2 separate regions of the Homo sapiens genome follow, and region 2 is linked to region 1. Evidence: read pairs that join two places in POLR2A ChIA-PET (ENCODE). Cell type or tissue: CD4-positive, alpha-beta T cell. All regions are shown on one strand. Each heading gives the region's core, and the rest is flanking DNA. Links, peaks and the distances in the headings are about the cores only.

Evidence for each region. Peaks named below come from ENCODE experiments on the same cell type or tissue, not always from the same donor. Only the 100,000 strongest peaks of a DNase experiment are listed, where the experiment ranks them.
Region 2: POLR2A ChIA-PET joins it to region 1 with 6 read pairs; 17 of 35 experiments call an interaction of 5 or more read pairs at or near these places.

Annotation. Positions count from the first base shown.
Region 1 is chr11:102,446,148-102,449,067 of GRCh38, reverse strand. TMEM123 (transmembrane protein 123) reads left to right here. Exons shown (of 5, transcript NM_052932.3): 2 at 200-256. Among named protein-coding and RNA genes, the nearest start is that of TMEM123, 5.2 kb to the left of the region's middle. In CD4-positive, alpha-beta T cell, for the core only: no CTCF peak of the experiment used is centred there; a DNase peak (open chromatin) is centred at 1,667; H3K4me3 peaks cover 212 bases; H3K27ac peaks cover 1,205 bases.
Region 2 is chr11:102,391,843-102,394,762 of GRCh38, reverse strand. No RefSeq gene overlaps it. Among named protein-coding and RNA genes, the nearest start is that of BIRC2, 46 kb to the right of the region's middle. In CD4-positive, alpha-beta T cell, for the core only: no CTCF peak of the experiment used is centred there; a DNase peak (open chromatin) is centred at 1,382.

The sequences.
Region 1 (2,920 bases), core at 294-2,793:
AAAAACCTGGTAATACAGTCCCTTTTACTGACAGCTTCAAGATATGTTTCATAACAACAGGGGCCAAAGTAGAACTTCCTGTGGAATAATCTACCCTCCTGACACCACTACCCCTACTCCCGCTAGGCAGAAAACCACATACTGCCAGTATTCTTAGTTAAATGTTCTTTCATAACAGGATATTTCTTTATTTTTACAGCATCTGCAAACATAGAGAATTCTGGGCTTCCACACAACTCCAGTGCTAACTCAACAGGTGAGTTTTAAAAGATTAAAAAAACAAATTTTCATTTGTCTAGGGTACATGAAGTAATAACAGCCAGGGAAGTAGGCATAAGCTGGTTCACTGACCTGTTTTAACCCTGAGTTCTTCACCCATGAATCCCAATAACCTGCCCTAGTGCCCTATAGTAGACATCAGTAAGTGATAGTTCACTGGATTAATCTTCCTCAGTCTTGTAAAGATGTCAATAAATTCTAAAACAAAAAGTGTATCGGAATTTCATGTTATGAATTTTTGAAGCACATTTTTAGATGTGAGGGTTTTGTAGTTTGCCTGTAGATATGAAATGTCAGCACAGAAGTCTGCAGGTCCTATTGATGAAACAAGTCACTGTAAACTAGTCAGCCATGGCAGCCTTAATATACCTCTGCTGACTCTAAGGAGACCCTACTTACATTTCACCCATTAGGCAGACTCAACCCAAACACTTGGTGAGGCCCTTACCCTGTGATTTTAGTTTGGGACAAAGCCTTGGGCCTCTGAGTTCACTAACATGGAAAGATGCAAGAACCAGGCTGATGTCATCAATATCAGTAGTAAATCATCAAGGTACGTTTCTTGTAAACAATTTTTAAGTTATCTTCTCACTGCCCTTAATCTTCACAGTTGACTGAGTTGGAAACTAGAAAAAGGTACACCAATCCTATCACTAACTTGTTTTGTTTACTTTTAGTCAGGGAATATTTATGGACTCTAATGAGCTAGCACATCCTAGGTTCTAAGAATACAAAATGGACCAAGCCTTAACTTCTAGGAGTTTTTGTTCTTTTGTTTTTTATTTTGTGGCAAAATATACATGACATAAAATACATAAGTAACCATTTTTTTAAAGTGTAAAGGTCAGTGGCAGTAAGTACCTTCATGCTGCTTTGCAACTTGCTGGAGTTTTTATTCCTGTGGGGCATCCCAGTGTTTCACTTAGTTTATGTTCTTGGTTTACTGCTGTTCTTTGTTTCATTATCTCTGCCTTTTTGACTGGTGTCTGGTGGTACGTAGTCAGGACATACTTTAATTCTAGTTTTAGTAATTCTACAGAAAACGTTTTCATTGAGAGGAAAAAAAGTCTAGAGGGATTACTCCAAAATGTAATAGTGGTTATCATTGGGTAGTTGTGAGAGGGTCTTAGTTAAAAAATATTTTATTACACTATTAGATAGCTTTTCCTTTTGTCCTTTATTGAATCTAATTCTGCACTACTGAACTTTTAACCTTGGGTAGACAAAGGAGGTAGAAGAAACATAAAGACAGTAATATTAGCAATAGACACCATTTTTGAATGCCTACAACTTATAAGATACTCCTCATACATTTACTAATTTAACAGTGGTGAGGTAGGTGTCATTTCTGGTTTACACATGGGGAAATTGAAACTCAAGAGTGGTTAGGAAATGCCCAAGATCACATGACACTAAGTGTCACATTCAGGATTTGAAACCCAGTTGTATTCTAAAACCTATGTCTCTTTATCACACTGTCTGAAGTGTGGTGTGGCCTTACTTTTAAAACATGCTTTTCACTGTGAATGATTATTAAAAATCAACTGAATACTTTGAGGGCAGCTCCAGAGTCAGTGGGATGATTTCAAATGCCCCTTCTAGCACAGGGAAATTTTTTGAGAAAGAAGAAAAGCATTGCCTCAAATTTTTCTAGAAGGAGAACAGATAATACAACTATTAAAAATGTTTTTGCACAATGTGTTTTACGCCTCATAACTGTCGCATTCCTCTTTGTATCTTGAAAACACTTTTGAAACATGTTAAGTTTGTGTATTTTTATAGGATGGATGCTTAACTGTTTTTCTTTTTAGTTACATAGACCATTGTTGAAGCTTTGTTTCTTTGAACATACTGTTTACCAATTTATTTGGTGCTATTTATTTAGTGCAGTTTCTGTGGCGCCATATTTCCTCTCACTAGGAAAATAGCATCTTTGGCAAATTCCATTATGATGTGTATTCCAGGAATGTACTGTTGGAAAAAGCGGAGACTGCCTGCAGTACTCCTTAGAATGTTGGGTGTCTATCACTTTTATAGGACTCACCACGTTGGAATTTCAGAGAATCTTTTTTTCTCTTGTTTTGGTCTCCAAGTTCCTTGAGAGTGAAATCTATGATTTATTCATCCTAACATCTCACTCTATGCCTGGTGCATAGTAGGTATGCAGGATATGTATGTTTTTGGTTGGTTGAACTCAATTGTGGAGCAACATAGATATTTTGTAATTGCTGACTTGCCTTATCAAAACACTAATATATACATTTTGCAGATGTGTACTGGTTTATGCTCCAATCCTATACATTATTACAGCTGTTTTTCTGTTTATACAGTAATATAGGTACTTGAAGTCAATAGGAATAAAGGTTGCTTTCCAATGTACCACTGAGTTACATGTAACAGTTCTATTTTTTTATGTCCTCTAATCATTATTTGAAGACAGCTGTACTTTTGACATTCTTGTCTGCAGGGACTTGTTTGACACACTTTCAGCTTATATAGAAAATAATTTCCCCTTATTTCATTTGCAGTCAGAGTATTTAGATTCTGTGGATGGATGAATTTACACTTTATAGTGCAAGGAAGACACATGCCCAGATTATTTTTCATAATGGGTTTGAGCAAGGATGTAAGGAAATGTGGC
Region 2 (2,920 bases), core at 221-2,720, 54 kb after region 1:
CAGGGTTATTGCATGAGGATTATATAAGATACTTCATGTAAATTATTTAGGATACTGTCTTGCACAAGTGCTTTTAAAAAGTCTTATTAATCCCGACAAAGCCAATTTTCTGATACCCAAGGGGGAAAAAAAAAGTACCCTCTTTGGATATTTCTGCCTCCCTCCTCACTTTGCTATGGCTTCACAATGGCCACAGTTTACCCCCCCAACAACTTTAGGTGTGGGTATGTGTCTTGCTTTTAGTCCATAGGTATGAGAGTGGATGTAATAAACATGATGTCTGTTCTGGGGGTAAAAAGGCCCTCCTAACTTTCAGCTAATCACTTTTTTAAAATTACATTATACCCACCAAAAAATGCACAAATCAGAAGTATATGGAAATTTTGGCAAGTGATGTCACCAAAATGGTGGAGGAGATAACAGCCTTCATGCCCCGTCAAAAGAAACAAATACACACTGCTATCCACAAACCAAAATAGCCCTGGAGGGCTCAAGGGCAATTGTCTTAATATATGTATATATGTTTGTATGAATTAATGAATGGCAGGATCTCTCACTGTGTCGCCTATGCTGGAGTGCAGTGGTGTGATCATAGCACACTGCAGCCTCAAACTCCTGGGCTGAAGTGATCCTCCCACCTCAGACTCCCCAAATAGCTGGGACTCAGGTGCCACCATGCTTGACTAAGTTTTTGGTTGTTTTTTATTTTTGTTTCTGAGTAGAAACAGGGCCTCACTATGTTGCCTATGCTGGTCTCAAACTCTTGAGCTCAAGCGATCCTACTGCCTCAGCCTCCCAAACTGCTAGAATTACAGGCATGAGCTACTGCACCCAGCCTCAAGGGCCCATTAAAAAATGTGCAACAACCTAGTGGAGAATTAAAAGAAAAAATGCACATAAAAAATTGCTTATGAGATCAGAATTCCTGAGACACCAGAAGATGGCTAAGAAGAAAGGCAGGCACTATCGATATCAGTCATGTGGCCTGCTCTGCAGAGGATACCACCTTCTTTTGCCACAAAGGTAACCAACAGCCATGGCCATAGCAAGCTAGTTTGCACTCCAGAGCCAAGATCTCTCTGCATGTCCACACTCCAAACACCAGCTCAGCTGCCATTGAGAGCCCATGCTCCAGGCCCTGACTCCAAGGCTGGGCTGTGCACACCTATACCGCAAACAGTAAAGCCACTGCCATAGTAAGGGAGTTTACACCCTGGGCCCCAGAGCCAAGGTTTCTCTATGTGTTTACACCCTGGAGACCAGCTCAGTCATCACAGAGGGCCAGGCCTTGCCTCCACACTAAAGCCGCTGTAGCTGTGTGCACACTTGTGCTCTTGTCCCTGCCTGTTTCACAAGCTCCCATACTTCACCAGCAGGGTGTCTGTGCCCTGGGCACCAGTGCCATTACCACCCCAGAGCTATAGTCCCTTTACACATGCTGCTCTGTGGGCATCACTCATCAGACACCAGTTCCATTGCCACCTCAAGTGGGCTTGCATGCCAGACCCAGTGTCAAGAAGGATCCCTTTAGCCACAACTTCCCTGGTCGGGGAAAGAGAGATCAAGAGGACCCTACAGTCATCATCACCAAGCACCCCAACAGCCCTTACCACTGCTGCAAACACTGACAGTGTTGGTTGCTGAGGATCCCTGCAGTTTTCAACAGTGATCTCAGCTGAAAGAGCTACAAGGAGACTACACTGTTGCATCCTCACAGCTGCCAGAATCACTGCACCTCACCCAGCCAGTGCCCTCACATCCCCCTCTCACAGGGGAAGTCTTTCCTTAACAAAACCAGTCTTAAAAGTCTGGAAGAGGTGACTGCTGCACCAAATGCTCAAACATCAACGTAAGGTAAAAAGAAACATGAAAAGCCAAGAAAACATCAATATCAAAAGAACACAATAATTTCCCAGTAGCTAATGCCAGAGAAATGGAGAGCAACAAACTACATAACAAAGAATTCAAAGTAATCATTTTAAGGAAGCTCAGCAAACCAAGGAAATACAGAGGAACAATTCAATGAAATCAGGAAAACAAAATGAGAAATTTAATAGATTGAAATAAAAAAAGTTCCATAGCTGCAGAGTACAACAAATGAAAAATGCAATAAAGATACCAGGTTCAACATGGCTGACTAGATGCAGCTAGGATGTGCCTCTTCCACAAAGAGGAACCAAAATATTGAGTAAATCACATGAACAGATCTTTTAAGAGAGAACAGGCTGGGTGCAGTGGCTCACACCTGTAATCCCAACACTTTGGGAGGCCGAGGCAGGCGGATCACCTGAGGTCAGGAGTTCGAGACCAGCCTGACCAACATGGAGAAACCCTGTCTCTACTAAAAATACCAAACTTAGCCAGGCGTGGTGGCACATGCCTGCAATCCCAGCTACTTGGGAGGCTGAGGCAGGAGAATCACTTGAACCCGCAAGGCGGAGGTTGCGGTGAGCCGAGATCGCACCATTGCACTCCAGCCTGGGCAATAAGAGTGAAACTCCGTCTCAAAAAAAAAAAAAGAGAACACTGAAATTCAATAGAAGATGGGAGACACTGGTTAAAGAGGGAAGTAATAGGACTGCGTGCTTGGCATCACCAAGTGCCAGGACTGGCCCCAGACCAGGACCCAAGGAAAGGGTGAGTGAAGGAACTGTGGGGTACCACATTCCTGCCACAGGCCTCTGAGATCTTAGCTACAGAAGAGTTCCATGACCTCACAGACCTTTAGACTGGCAGAGGGAGCTAGGGAACTACGTGGAGACCACACACACACAGGTCACTTGAACTCATATAGAACCCCAAAGGCTTCTATGTGCTGGACAACTTAAGCAAAGCGTGACTCTGGGCACCAACCCCCAAGACTCTATGTCATGCCATAAGCTGCTGCAGCTGCTGCTGTCTGCCAGGCCAGGGAATGAGC